Linked DNA regions of Homo sapiens: region 2 is linked to region 1. A link is a loop called in an ENCODE intact Hi-C map of the cell type or tissue named here. Cell type or tissue: PC-3. All regions are shown on one strand.

Region 1 (8,000 bases):
GAAACCTTTAGAGTGGTATCTGGGCATTAAGGTTTTAAAAAGCATAACAATTAAAGGATTTTCTCAAAATTGATATCTCAATCATAAAAGCCAACAGCCAAAAGCTCTAGGGCTTAAAACAAGCAAACAAAAAGCTGTTTGGACCATACTTGGCAGCCAGATTAACTTTAGTAAAACAATGTTACGATTGCAGCTCATTTTGCATTGGCTTTTATTCACGTGCTTTTTGGTGAGAACAAGACGGCTGTTCCTTTGATAAGTGTTGCCCAACCCACCATACGCACCATCCAAGGGTCCTGGCAGGTGGATTTATCACATATTCTGCCACATTGTGCATGGGCTTCATTCAATAATCTGCAGGAGTAATTAATTTATGATAGAGAGAGAGAGGGAGAGAGCGTGTGTGTGTGTGTGTGTGTGTGTGTGTGTGTGTAATTGATTCACAGGCATGTAGACCAGAGCAAGGACCAGGAAACTACTCTCTATGTAAAATCACTCCTTGCCCAACCTATTCAAGCTCTTCTATCAAGTTGATTTCTTTTTCTTATCTCCTCCTGGCTCCCCTCCCCAGTGTGCCCACAGTTGTAAGTCAGTCTTTTGAAGGAAAGATGAAGGCAATGTCTAGTACAGCCTTACTCAGATGAGTCTCCTCCATGTCTATCTCTCTGGCCTTTTTTTCCCACTTGGTGTCACAATGCATCCCTGCTCTTAGTGGTAACAGATAATAGATTACAGTCCCACTGGTTTGCCACTTCCTTCATGCTCAAGACAATGAGGCCTGTAAAAGAAAGACGGTTACTTGGGCAATTAGGTGGTTAGGCATTGCTAACAATCTTGACTTTTTATGCTGGTGACTATACTTGTGCTTGTATGAGGGAATGAGGAACTGTCCTAGCATTCTGGCGCAGCAGTTCTCTGCTTTTGATACCAGCTCAAGAGTATTTGAGGCTGCCAGTAACTGTCCGATTTTGAACAGTTATGGACTTTTCTCTTGTACTTAAATCTTGAATTGGCTCTCACTCTACTGATTTCTTGTTCCTTTATATGGTGTTCTCATACATGTGTTCCATACATATATTTTAACAGGAACAGCAAGAACAGTTTGTGTTCTGAGATTGACATCACCTGCTGATAGGATATGGGTTAATTTAGTTGGTAGAGAAATGCGCAAAAAGGAAAAGCTTTCTTCAACGAGATATAATGCACCAATTCTACCTTTATCAGTAATCTGTTGAATGGCCTTGGGTAAGCCTCTTAATCGATTCTGCTTCTGTTTTTTTCCTCTGTGAAAAAAAGAATTATAAAGACATCCTGCAGCTGAAAGGAATGTTAATGATCCTAAAACACTAGAATATTAAAAGGAGGTGCACTGAGCATTGATGGTGCTGCTAGTTCCAGAGAAAGCTTATGCTAAATCCCCAGACAGTTTCAACTCTTCACTGTCTGGATTATTCAAAGCATGTTCAGATGTTTCTGGACAAATAAAACAATGGTTGAATAATTAGGGTATAGTAAAAATGGTACAAGTGTATGCAGGTTAAGTCAATCTTGTGAAGAGGTTAAGGAAACATCTGCCAAATTCTTTTAAAAACCTAGTATAAATGAAAGGCATATTTTAAAACAAGGTATTTACAGATGATGACATCTAATTTATTAAAATCTCATTGCTCATGGGAATATGTACTTGCCAGTAAGAAGATAATTGTTTAAATATATGATCTCATGGAATAAATATGTTGTATAGCTAGGGTTATAAACAGGAACATTATTTAAATATACACTGGAATTTGTTATTATACTCTTTTAAGATTGGACTTTAAATGTTTTAACACTCAAGGATATTAATCTGCTGATGGTAAAATTTTCACATTGGTACTTTCTCCACATTCATATTTCTAATCAGTAAAGGAAGCCAAGGGGTAAAATTTGTAATTTACAAAGTAGAATTCTGTGAGATTGAAGCAGCCCTTAATTCTAGCCATCTCGTCTGTTTATGGAAGGGTGTTGCTTCTGGGTGTTTGAAGTGTAAATCTGGGAACTCTTCAGCCTTAGAGCTAAGAGAAATGGCCTTAGAGCCATTTCTAAGGTAACCAGCATCCAAAACACAGACAGCTTTATAAGTCAGAATTAACACCTTGAATTGTTTCTCAAAGCCAAATGGAAGTTCTCAAAACTTCTGGAGCCCAGTTGATGTCACCGTGTTACCAGTTTCCTGGACAGATGTAGCTCCAGCATTCTCACCAGTTAAAAGTTTCTCTCTCTTTCGTAGGCTTGTGTAGTTCTTGAGAATAGCTGTATGTAGGGCATCTAGTTATAATCCAGCTGAGAAATTAGACTGCCAGAGGTCAGAGTGGCCACTGTGAAGCCAATTTATTTTATTTCAAACGAGACCAGGCTACCCCTTAGGGCTCCATCCACATGTTTCTGACCTCTTTCTGGGAGAGGGCAAAAATCCATACATCTGATTACACACTCAAGCTCTCATCAAAATAACTCCAATCTAAGTCAGCTTGATCAGTTCTGATAAGGCCGTTGACTAGGTTTGAGGGCCAAGATCAGAAGCAGCGGGACAAGGATGACACAGGGAGGAGTGGTTTGTTTTGGAATTCCTGGTATTTCAATTCTGATACTTTTCAAAGGAAAGAAAATGATCACTAAAAGAGTAATAGGTAGACAAAGTAAGTTGCCTTGGGCAAAAGTGGCGTTTGCCCTGAATAATTAGGTGCTCTCTCTATGTGTTTATGTGTGAACCTAGTAATCCAAGTAGCAAAATGGGCTAACAGCATTGCACATTTATCTTCATCTGTTACATGAGAAAATGGTAGGGTAACACAAATGAAAGAGGTTTTAAGGAAACCAGTTTGGCAGGGCCACATTAATATTTAAGAGTTGATTCACACAATATCCTGCTTTAAGTTTAGTCTGAAATAACTTGGAAAACTTTCAGAATGATCAAGTAGTATAAAATAAACATTTAACTTCATTCTCTTGGCCACAAATTTCAAATTCTGTGATAAGATAACCTAAAGAGCTTTATCCCTTCTTGATGCATTTCCCAATTTTATCTTGAATTCCAAATTTAAAGAAACCATCATTATTGCCTAAGTTTTGTGGGGTTGCTGCTATTGCTGTCACTTGCCAAGTGTAATCAGTGTTTACTAGTTGAACCACAAATACATAGTATTAACCATGTTCTAAAGATTTAAAAAAGGAAAGGAGATAAGGGACTTGCTGTAAAGTCTTTGTCATTTTCCTATGAAATGCCAGCCAAAAAGGCACTTTTCTAAGAGGGGAAAAAAAAATACTTGAGAACTTAAACTCTTTGGCAGTGCCTAAGCTTTTCCTGAATTCCTTCATTAGAAGAACCCTGTGGCATGGCACCTACAGAATACTTTTATGGTGTTTTCATGGCATTTACACTCATCCTTAGCTCTCACAGAGCTTTCTTCAGTAACCAGGTCTTTTGGGACAGCAGACGGGAAGAAGGATAATTATGAAGAAAGCCAAGTTCACAAAATTGCTGAGATAATTTAACTTCTTACATGGCCAAACCCACATAAGATGAAGTCATTTGCATGCTGCCTAGGACATGCGTTTTCCATAAACCCTACCACTGACTCATGGTGCTTAGTCATCAACATTCTAATGTCCCCACCTGTAAAACAAAGATAATAGTATCAGTCACATGGACAGTGATGAAACGAAACTGCTTTTAGAGGACTTTGACCTTGCCAGTAAGTGAAGTCCACATAACTGTGTTCTTTAGCAGAAAGGTGTTTTATTAAAGAAGCATATGGACAAGGAACTATCTCTGAAATGTTTTCAGAGCTTCTCTGGTGTTACATGCATAGTAAATATTTTCTTTAAATTAGATGAAAAATGTGAGTAGTCCTTTTATATACTGTCATGAAATTGCTCTCTTTGTGTTATGTTACATAATGGTTTCCTTTTAGTTTTGTGACTCTGCCGTTTTCTGGTGAATTATTGATATTTAATCCTCTTGCTAAGACCACAGCATTTACATGGAAGCTTCCACTCTGGCCTTTGCAATTCTCCTTGCCCTGATTTTTAATTTTTCTACAGCACTTCTCTTTCTCTTTCAATATACTTTATGAGTAATTGATTGATTGATTACATTAAATGTTTGTTGTTATCATCCCCCACTGGAATATACTTTCTAGGAGTTTACACATTTCTGTTTTGATTAATAACATATCCCCAGTATCTAGAACATGTCCTGACATAGAGTATTGGTTAAATATTTCCACTGAATAAATGAAGTACTTGTTTGGATTCCAGCTTCCACTCAGTTTCTACAACTTAGAGCTGAAATTTTACTCAGGCTTTTGAACTAATCTGGCCCTAAATCCATCCACTAACACTTTCTTTCTTCCCTCTTATCGTCCTACCTTCTTTCCGGCTGTCTGTTCTCAGCTTCCAGTCTATTTAGGATTTACTCTTTCCATTGCCACCCGGAACAGTGGGAAGAGACTATCGCTCTCTCATTTGCTTGGTTTTGACACTTGCTTTTAGCTGTTAGTTGTGATTCTCTGACTAAGGGCTACTACAATCTGGTGAATCATTTATCTGAAGAAGAATTATAGAGGCACAGTCAATAAGTACAAAATGGCTGCCAGTGCTTTATGGGGGGAACATATGTGTGGATGTTGGAATTGATAGTCCCTGGGACAGTGTGTTACAAAGGGCCCTTCTGGCATCTGATTATCTTTCAACAAGAAAAGCATGTATACTGATCGATGTTATTATGTGGCCTTTTAAACTTTCAATTCATTTCAGATGTGGCTTAAAGTAATGTGTCATCCAGAGTTTGTTCGCCTGTTGGATGATTCATTCATTGATCTTCCAAACAAACAGATGGTGGGTAGGGGAGAAGACAGTGGAAAAAGAAAGGAAAGAAAGTAACAAAAGGGGAAATAATGTTGACATGAAGATGTCTGTTTTGTGATTTTTTTTATCTCTTAAAAACTAGAAATGACTATCTTGGTTTCTTCTGTGAAAAATTCAAACTAGTAATACCATAAACTTGAAGTAAGTTCCATGGTTTAACTGAAATATCTGCAGTATTGTTTGTTTTATGGTTGTCGTTTTCATCTAAATGAAGATGATATTTATATAGGACAGTGAGGCTAGAACATAAGTAATACATTGGATTTGATGACTCTGGTTGAAAATATTAAACATTTGGGGTAAAACGGGATCATATCATGAATGGTTCTTTACTTTGTACTCAAAAGAGTCAGGCCATAAAATTTATTGCATGTTTTATAGAAAGCCAAAAATAGTGTGTGTTTTTTGTCAAGACACTTGGCGATTCATTCAAAAAACATGACAGTACCTTCCAAGTACAAGGCGCTGTGCCTAGGGCTACAGCAGGAGAGAGACATGGGATGAGATCTAAAATTTCGCCTGTTTCTTTCAAAAATTATTTTTAAGCCTCACTAAACTCTTCAACGCAGGTATTATGTTTATTTTCTAAGTACAAAAACTGAAGATGAGAAAAGTTAAGTAATTATTCCAAAGTCACATTGCCTATATGTGGCAGAAGCAGTATTCAAAATGGTGGCACTAAACCTATGGTATTTTGATGAAGCCACCTTCAAAATATTCACAACCCAGAAGAGACAATCTCTGTCTCTCATTCGCTCAACTTCTCTCTGTCTCTGACTTACTCAATCACACACATACACACACATGCACCTAGAATATAAGGGAAGATGTAATACATAAATAAATAAAAGGGGGGCAAATAGTCACTTATTTGATGATTTTGAGTATGTAGATTTGAAGGGCTTCCTTAAATGCCTGGACATCTGGCTGAGTACAGTAGTTCATGCTTGTAATCCCAGCACTTTGGGAGGCCAAGGCGGGAGGCTCACTTGAGCTCAGGAGTTTGAGACCAGCCTGGGCAGCATAGCAAGACCCTGTCTCTAGAAAAAAATTAAAAATTAGCCAGGCATGGTAGTACACACTTGTAATCTCAGCTACTCGAGAAGCTAAGGTAGGAGTATTGTTTGAGCCTGGGAGGTTGAGCTGCAATGAGCACTCTAACCTGGGCTACAGAACAAGACCCTGTCTCAAAAAAGAAAAAAAAAAAAGCCTGGACATTTGCCAGCATTTCACATTGTTGTCTGGTTATTCAGTGACATGCATGTATTCACAACTATCCATGTCTACTTTGTGCACATACTAAGTACTGAGATGCTGACATACACACATACTTAAGACGTACTGTTACCTTTGAGTCTTAGTTTTATGCAAGACAGTGATATATCAAAAAACTGTTATGGTATTGGCCAATTATCCAGTTCTTTTGAAAATATACCAGGTAGAAAAACAAACTGCCTCTTTCAACAGAATAAAGAAGGTACAGTTGGTGGTTAGAATGCTATAATCCTGTATGGAAAGGAAAGTGGGGCTTAAGTAGTACAATGAGGCTTAACTGAGGACAAATATATTCCATTCCATTTTCCTATCCTTCCCTTTCAAAGCATTGCTTTGAAGCTCTGTCTCCCTCATAGTGTTCATGTTTTGCATCCCCTGGAAAAATATTTTTTTCAGAGCTTACAGATGGCAATTAGATGACAGGCTTATGGAAAATAATTATTTAAAACTGCATAGAACTTTGAAATCCTTGGAGAAAAGTCATGGCATGGCTATACAAATCATGGATGGTGGTTACACTACAGTCACTCAGCTCAATATAGCAAACTATTAGTTTGCATTTCCAAAGTAATATCTAGTTGAGGGAATGGCGAATACTCTGTCAAATACTGGGAACAATCATATTTCACTGGAAACAATGTCAATTTAAAATATCTTATGATTTTAGAGAAGTGTGAAAAAATATACATCTTAGAATTGGTGAAGTAGGGTGTAGATTCAATAAAGTTCTCCGACAAAACAGAACTGATAGGATGTGTATATATACAGAAAGAAAGATTTATTTTAGGGAAATAGCCCATGTGACTGTTGAGGTTGGCAAATCCAAAATCTGCAGGGTAGTTTGGCAGGCTGGAGACCCAGGGAAGAGCTGCAATTTGAGTCCAAAGCAGTCTCCTGGCAGTATTCCCTCTTCCTCTGAGGAGGTCAGGCTTTTTGTTTTAAAGGCCTTCAGCTGACTAGATGAGACCTACTCACATCATGAGGTGTAATCTGTTTTACTCAAAGTCAACTGATTTAAAAGTTACTCTCATCTAAGAATATCTTCATAGAAACATCTAGAATAATGCTTGAGCAAATATCTGGGTATATTGTCTAGCCAAGTCGACATAAAATTAACCATCACGGCCGGGCGCAGTGGCTCACACCTGTAATCCCAGCACTTTGGGAAGCCAAGGCGAGCAGATCACAAAGTCAAAATATCGAGACCATCCTGACCAACATGGTGAAACCCCATTTCTACTAAAAATACAAAAATTAGCTGCTCATGGTAGTGTGCACCTGTAGTTCCAACTACTTGTGAGACTGAGGCAGGAGAATCGCTTGAACCCGGGAGGCAGAGGTTGCAATGAGTCGAGATCATGTCACTGCACTCCAGCCTGGAGACAGAGTCAGACTCCATCTTAAAACAAACAAACAAACAAACAATTAGCCATCACAGGGTGACATCAGGAAGTATGGGGAGAGTCTCTTCATTGACAGAAATATTAGTACTAGAAGTGACTCCTAAACAGAGTCCAGAGACCAGAAGGGACAGAACAGCGAGCACTTTGCTCTGCCTCTCAAGGCTTCTGTAGGGGTTGGAGTTCATTGTCTCTGATCTCTTCAGGCCCCTCCCTCAGAGAGAAACATCCGTAACACACCTAACCTAGACCTTAGAATACAACTGTGGTGCGGTATGAAGGGGAAGAGTCTGTCCTTTTCTCCACATCACTAAAGTTTACATTTTTCTGTTTTCCTAACTTAACAGAGGCCAGACACCCAAGGGGAGGGTGGGAGATGTAGAGAGAAATCACGTATGCTTCAAATATATGAAATAC
Region 2 (8,000 bases), 59 kb before region 1:
GGGAAGTTTTGTGTCATCATTTCTTTCTTTCTTTCTTTCTTTCTTTTTTTTTTTGAGATGAAGTTTCATTGTTGTTGCCCAGGCTGGAGTGCAATTATGTGATCCTGGCTCATTGCAACCTCTGCCTCCCAGGTTCAAGTGATTCTCCTGTCTCAGCCTCCTGAGTAGCTGGGATTACAGGCATGCACCACCATGCCTGGGTAATTTTTTGTATTTAATACAGACAGGGTTTCACCATGTTGGTCAGGCTGGTCTTGAACTCCTGGCCTCAGGTGATCCACCCTGCTCAGCCTCTCAAAGTGCTGGGATTACAGGTGTGCACCACCACACCCGGTCATCATCATTTCTTTAAATAACCTTCTAGCCTTTTTCTTTTTCTCTGATCCTTCTGAGATTTCCATGATATGCTTATTGGTCTGCTTGACAGTGTCCCATAAGTCCTATATGCTTTCTTCACTCTTTTCATTATTATTGTTATTATCTTTGTTCCTCTGACTGGGTAATTTCAAATGATCTGTCTTAGTGTTTGCTGGTTCTTTCTTCTACTTGACTGATTCTTCTATTGAAGCTCTCTATTCTTTTTTTCACTTTAGACATTGTATTCTTTGGCTCCAGAATTTGTTTGGCTCTTTTTTTGTGGTTTCTCTGTCTCTATTGAACTTCCGATTTTCTTTTCATGTATTGTTTTCCTGATTTTGTCTAGTGTTCTGCACTCTCTCATAGTTCACTGAGCTTTAGGATGGCTATTTTGATTTACTTATCATGGAATTTATAAATCTCCCTTTCTTTGGGGTTAGTCCACTGGAGCTTTATTTTGTTACTTTGGTGCTGCTATATTTCCTTGATTCTTTGTGCTCCTTGTAGACTTGTGTTACTCTTGTTGCATTTGAAGAAGTAATCGTCTTCTCTACTCTTTACTGACTGGCTTCAAGAGAGAAAGACCTTCACCAGCAAGCCCAGCTAGAGATTCTGGGAGTCTCTCAGACTTTTTCTGGATGTATCAATTTTACTCTTCTTGTTCTCTATAAGAGGAGAAATTTTAGGGGTTGTGTGCTGTCTCTGGATTCTGCAACACCAGGTCTGGTGCTATGAGGCTCCCATTTATTTTTCCTAGGGCAATGTTCAAGGTTATTCAAATCAGCAGGGTTGAGCTGTCTGCTAAGATCCACACCTTCTGTTGAGATATGTGTGCTATGAATGGGATTTTATGTGGGCTATGCACAGGGTACTGTCCATGGGGAGGGCATGTGGGGTCCTGGAGGCATGTGTCAGCTGATTATGATGGTCCTCAGGTGAGTCATTCTGCGGGCAAACCTCTTGGTGGAATGTGAAAGCTGATTAATAGGATTTATGTCTAGCCTTTTCAGTGCGTCCACTCTTGGATTTTGTGTTCCCCTGGAGTGCTGAAATATCAGTTAGACTCTGTGATTCCCACAAAGATATACTCATCCATGGGTAGTTACCAAAATTGGTGTTTTGGCGGGGCATGACATCTAGAATCTCCTAATCCATCATCTTGCTGACATCCCTCCCTGTTTTCATTGTTGTTATTTTATTTAATTAATTAATTTTTTTTTGAGATGGAGTTTCACTCTTGTTGCCGAAACTGGAGTGCAAGAGCACAATCTCGGCTCACTGCAACCCCCACCTCCTGGGTTCAAGTGATTCTACTGCCTCAGCCTTCCCGAGTAGCTGGGATTACAGGTGCGTGCCACCACACCTGGCTAATTTTTTGTATTTTTAGTAGAAACAGGGTTTCACCATGTTAGCCAGACTGGTCTTGAACTCCTGACCTCAGGTGATCTGCCCGCCTTGGCCTCTCAAAGTGCTGGGATTACAGGTATGAGCCACCGTGCCCAGCCTTCGTTGTTCTTATTATTATTATAAGATGTCCATTTATCTTCATGTATAGCTGATAATGCTCCAGTTTTTATTCTCATGGTGATTCATATGGGAAAAGTTAGTTTGTATGATTATTTAGGAGTCATCGTTCCTTCATTTTAGACAGTTTTGCTTACTTTTTAGGAAAAAAAAACAAAATTTGATCTAACCTAAATGTGAATTATGATTCAGAAGAGTGGAAGGCATTATCATTTCTGTGGCTTCAAATACCAATGTTGCTTGTTTATCTGTGTTGCTAAGGTTGACTTTTGTTGCTCTCCCTCATGTATTGGGATTAACCACACTGACTGAATGGGGATTCTTATGGTTTGAATTCTGTCCCCTCTAAAAATATTGAAGTCCTAACTCCCAGTACCTGTAAATTTGACCTTATTTGGAAACAGGGTCTTTGTAGATGATCAAGTTATGGTGAAGATTGCATCTTTATAACAAAGAGAAGTTTGGACATGGAGATACATGCGCACAGAAAGAATGTCATGTGTAAATTGGAGTTAGGCTCCCCAAATCCAAGGAACTCCCAGAAGCTAGGAGACAGACCTGGAACCATCCTTCTAAGGTTGATGCCTTTGGGGTGAACATCCTGCTGACACCCTAATCTCAGGTTTCAGGCCTCCAGAACTGTGAAACAATAAATTTCTGTTGTTTGAGCCACTCGGTTTGTGGTACTTCGTTAAAGCTGACCTAGAAAACTAATAAAGGGCTATTATATAGGAATCCATACTTTTCATGGTTGCCCCATTAGCACTCTATATTAAAAGTTCTATATTAGGAGAGTTTGAGGGAGCACAAACTGTCAAAACCACACCTAGGAGAAGTTTATTTCAGAAACAGAAATTAAAGAGTCACTCAAGCTGGTAAATGTACTGAGTCTTTAGGCCCATTATACTAATCTGTCTCTGATGTGCCTGGCCCATGGGAGTTACTTGTAACTTATGAGATGCAAAACCCTGTTGGGCTCATATGTGACTGGGAAGTGCCCATCATTCATTCATTTCTATTTTATTAGATCTTAGGATATTTAATGTGCCAGTATTCAGAGTAATAAAGATAGAGCTGTGAGTAAAAGTCTGCCAGGAAATTGGTAATGAAAATACTTTTGTGGGTGACACAGCAATTTCACCCACTCACATTTAACTGAAAAGTTCTCTTCATAGAGACCAGATAACCCAAGCTGTGCTGTGCTGTTTGACACGTACATATTTCCCCTTTCATCATAATTACTCTGCTGGCCAGTGTGTGGGTACTGTTTTTTTTCCCCTTGAGGAGCAAGTTTTTTTTTTTAAGAGAGGAGGAAGAAAGACAGGAAAGTTGTTTGCTTGAGTGTAGAAATGCCATCGTGAAGTAAGACATTTTAAAAAATTCTCTTATTTCTGGCATGCTGCGTAGTTGTAATTCCACAGTATATAGATTACTTTAACATAGCTAGAAGCAGCTTGATTACATTTTATATCGGGGTAAAAATGCCCCTGGCTATTGGTATACAGCTGGGAAGGAATTTTATGGCTGAACTGAAGCAAATCTGAAAAGTGAGGAGGCCTGACTAAACCCTCTTTCATCATGCCACTAAAATCACTGTTTAGTGTTAGTTTCTGAACCAAGGTATGAGTCACAAATTTAAAAAGCCTCAAGAATATGTGCTTGCAAAATAATGTGTACCACTTTCCTTTACTGGAAAAAATTAGCTGATATACATTTAAGACTTATAAATGAGATATAAAGTCAAATAGTAGTGCATGCCTGCTATGTCTAAGGACTTTGCTGGGCCCTGTAAGAAACACAAGGAAGGGTAAGTTAGGTGTCTAATCTGAAGAATCTGAATGCCTATCCAAGAAGTCAGGTCAAATATAGTTAAAATGTTAACAGGAGACTGAGTAGTATATAATCTGAGTCAAATGGATGATATAGCAGACAGTAAATGCAATAGGAATTCAAAAGAAGGAAAGGTCACATTAACTCAATCAGTTATTCATTCGTTCTTTTGATCAGCAAATATTTATTGAGTATGTATTATATGTCATGTACTGGCCTGAGTGAAACAATTTAATATGCACATGGCATCCAGTATGAATGCGGCAGTCTAAGTTCTTGATTACAGTCACACCTGTGATCTGACCTTCTCATCTGACCTCTACTTTAACCCCATTTTACAGATGAGAAAATCAAGACTTAGCACTCAAAAAAACAAGCTAACTAATTCAAATGAGTATTTGAGTTAAACCTGATGGTTTGAGTAACAGTTTTCAGAGATGACTCAGAGGTATGAGGTCTGGGTGCTTGAGAGGCCTATGAACCAAAATAGTCATCGAGTGAGTGTGTGTTTAGGGGAGATGAGAAATTTTATTTTAAATATATTGAGTTAAAAGCAATGGTGGGATGTCTATGCGAACCAACCACTTCGTCTTTGGAGATGTGGGCCTGCATCTTTGATAGCTAAAGATTTGGGTGGCATACATATAGAAATGATAATTGAAGTATTAATAGTCAATGAGTTTTCCAGAAGAAGTAGTATGAATATTTGAGAGAGGGGGCAAAGGTTCCAACCTTGTGAAAAGCCTGTGTTTGGGGAGGTGGGGAAGGATTGACAAAAGCAGTCATCAAAGTGACCAACAAGAAGGAATAGCTTCAGGAAATGCTGCCTCATCCCAGAGGTTGATAGCATTACTTCAAGATGAAACATGTTAAAAACTACAAGGAATGCAAGGAGAAAGAGGGCAAAACAGAAACAGAAAAAGGGCCTTTGAGGATAGCAACAATGCAGATTTGTGGTTCTTGGGAAGGTTCAGTGAAGAAGGAGGAGCCAAACCAGATTACTTTAAGAGATGGGAGCATAGAGAGGAATGAAAGTAGTGGATATAAACTATTCAACTGGGGGGAATTTAAAAAATTTAAGTGTGAAATCTTTCAACTGAAAAGTAATTATCCAATGTTGTTTTTCACTTTGTCCAAAGATTAGATTAATATTACCCTCCTAATGAAATGAAAGCAGCATTCTACTTTCCTGATTCCTTTAATTGCTCTTACTGCAATGTTGGCAGACTGCTTTAGGGAATTATCTGAAATCTGATTCCTATTAGATTCAGAATTTAGTCATCATCATGGTTCAGAGAGTAAGACATGGAAGAACAAAATCAACAAAGATCATGCCCTGTGCCAGATCAGAGAGAAGAGGAATACTGTGCTCTTTCATGGCAGGTCCAGTGCTTTTGGTAGTCTCCATTTATTCCCACTGCCCAGCAAGTCTCAGCACGTGGCAAATGCTTTACAATATTTATTTGATGTAATGTGGAAGTATTAATTGTGGAGATAATGATTTTACTGTGCATACTTCTTTTTGGACTCTTTAAACATGAATTACCTGGTGGCATCCAGGATCGAAGGCTTAAAGGCAGTGTTTAAACCAAAAGGCCATCACTAATAAGCTCACTACAAAAACAAAGACTACATGAATCTAATGGCTTTATGCTATTCTCCAATTTGCCACCTTTTTAAAGGTTTTTAGAGCTTAGATGTGGAAATTTTTCAGGTGAGTAGAGTTAAGATGATGCTGTAATGCATCAACATGACTTAAAGCAGATGAAACATTTTCTGTTACCCCTCTTAGAATGACCAAGTCATGTTTTATTTACAATTTACATTCACCTTTTCCTAAAGGGGTTTGATGTGCCATATAAAACTATATTAATGTAAAAGTTACAAGTAGGATTAGAAAGAAGAGTAGAGCAGCAAGCATCTGTAAGGGACAGAGAGAGGACATGTTTTTAGACTGTTAAAATAAAACCTTTTTTATAACAGGACATTGAGTTTGCCTCTTTGTGTTTCCTGGTAGCTCAGGCAAAGCTGAAATAGTTTGGATATAATTTTATTGTTGGTTAAAATAATCACAGGAACCAAGCTCTAGGAGGAATCTGTCATGCAGTTTCTTACATAGGTGGTTTGGAGGAACACAGCAGTCAGTGTTTTAAGCACAAAATCACGCAATACCCAGGTAAAATGTTGAACAAAGTACCTTTTATGTTGCCCTCTATAAAGTTTGAAGGTGTAACATTAAATTGAACCCCAGGGAAGATACTTCCACTGGAGCATGGGAGAGAGTAGTTGCCAGATAGTGAATTGCTTTTTTTAAAAAAACTGTTTATATACTTTTGTATTATGAAAGTAATTCAAGTAGATAAATCTATAAAGATAAAATAAAAAGAAATGCATTTATAATTTCAACATCACTTTGTCGAAATATTAGCAAACTAATATTTGCTTTGTTGCCACAATGAATAAATGCATGTGTCTAAACATATGAATATAAATTTACATATGGTATACAGATGTATATTATGAATGAGAACATATAGTGCATATAAGCATTTGGAATTGAGATATATCTATGTCTATATATCTATATGGATATATGATTTTGTATTAGTCTTCCATTTAATAAAAAATCATGCCCATTTCCTCATGAAAACTATTTTAATGGTTAATAATTCTTTATGCAAATAATTTATAATTCATTGAACTCTCAGTTGTTGGGAAATTTGTGTTTTATTTTATTAAGGATATTATCGCTGTGATATTTGTTGCAAATACATTCATAGTTTATGATTTGCCTTTTAATTTAATCTTTGGTATTAGAAACTTTCATTTTTATTTAGTCAATCTTTTCCATTGTAATTTTGTTTCTGCTTTTTTTCCATAAAGTCTTCCTCGTCTGGTTCATTTTTCAACTTTGAAAAGCTGAAATTTAGCTAGGCAATGATTATGCCTACTAAAACCTAGACTTAGGCAAGTTATGATTTTTAACAAGAAAAATATAATATTCCCAGGCAGAAGAATGTAATTTTAAGTAGTGAAGAGAAAAAAATATGACCGAAATGATAAAGTCCCAAGTCTTACTAGGAAGACTTTTCCCTTTACGTTTTCTTCTTTGCTATAGTTTGAAATGTCTTCCCCACTCCAAAGTGGTATGAATGTGTTTCTAAATTTTCTTCTAGTTCTTTTATACTTTCACCTCTTACACTTAAATTTTATTCATTTGGATTATTTAACTTGGTATATGTGAATACATCTAAATTATTTTATTTCAAAATGAACCTGAATCTCAGCACCATTTTTAACAAATCACCCTTTCCCACTGATGTGAAATGTTATTTGCTAATGTTCTGTTACACTCTATTTCTTAGGACTCCTGCCCAGTCCTAGCGTTTCTAACCAAAATTGTGTATAGCTTTCTCTTTACATCTTTGTCCTTTTAATTTTGTGAAATTTTGATATTGGGAATGGCTTTGCTTCACTAAATGTATTAAAAATAGCATTCCAAATGTTTTAGTACTCCAAAATGGCTTATAGATCGTAAGAAATATCTGTTCCTTGACAGTTGAAGGATCTTGCTTATAAAACTGTTGGATTCTATAGCATTCTTTGAAGGCAATTCTTCAAATTAAAACATAATGTCCATAGCTATGGGCCTGTTAAGATATTTCACTTCTTTTGAGTCCATCTTGATTATTTATATTTTCTCACAAACTGTCCATTACACACAATATTTATAATTTTATATTTTAAAATATCTATAACATTTTGTATGGAATATTTGCATATGATATTCTTTCATACTTTTAAATAATCCCATGTTTCTTGATTATATATGCTTTCTCATTAATAATGTTTGTGTTTTTTCTCTTCTGCTAAGTTTATCAAAGTGTAAATCTTTTTTAAAAATAACTGAAAATTTTACAATCCATTTCTATTATGTTCAAATTTATTCAATTATTTTAGTAATTGATTACTTGATTATATTTAATAACTTCTCCAATTTTTTTCTTCCAATTTTCCTTAGGTTCTGTCTTGATTTTCTGACATTTTGAGTTCAAATAAAACCTTGAAGACTATTTTTATAAGTAAATTTGGCCATATATCTGAAGTTTCTATTTTTGTTTTTATTCTCATTTTTACATGAGTATTTCTCAAGTGACAAATCTTAAAACTTTAAAAAATGTTTACATTAAACTGTGTCACAAGAATTGTGTTGGTTTCAGAAAATTTATTGAATGGCTTTTCATTTTTTATTACAGTCGAGTAATAGTATGAAATGAGAATTACTTGAT

What was found. A loop is a pair of places that touch in the nucleus more often than their neighbours do. Peaks named below come from ENCODE experiments on the same cell type or tissue, not always from the same donor. Only the 100,000 strongest peaks of a DNase experiment are listed, where the experiment ranks them.
Region 2: a loop joins it to region 1, with 6 times the contacts of the local background. A loop is called at or near these places in 5 of 110 quality-filtered maps.

The regions. Positions count from the first base shown.
Region 1 is chr6:81,934,202-81,942,201 of GRCh38, reverse strand. The region is part of intron 3 of LINC02542 (long intergenic non-protein coding RNA 2542); the gene reads left to right. Among named protein-coding and RNA genes, the nearest start is that of LINC01526, 120 kb to the right of the region's middle. RefSeq lists an enhancer at 3,354-4,553. In PC-3, no CTCF peak of the experiment used is centred here; DNase peaks (open chromatin) are centred at 2,551, 2,861, 3,631 and 4,721; H3K4me3 peaks cover 2,833 bases; H3K27ac peaks cover 5,271 bases.
Region 2 is chr6:81,992,715-82,000,714 of GRCh38, reverse strand. The region is part of intron 3 of LINC02542 (long intergenic non-protein coding RNA 2542); the gene reads left to right. Among named protein-coding and RNA genes, the nearest start is that of LINC02542, 110 kb to the left of the region's middle. In PC-3, no CTCF peak of the experiment used is centred here; DNase peaks (open chromatin) are centred at 3,054, 3,444, 4,164 and 4,994; H3K4me3 peaks cover 1,424 bases; H3K27ac peaks cover 4,968 bases.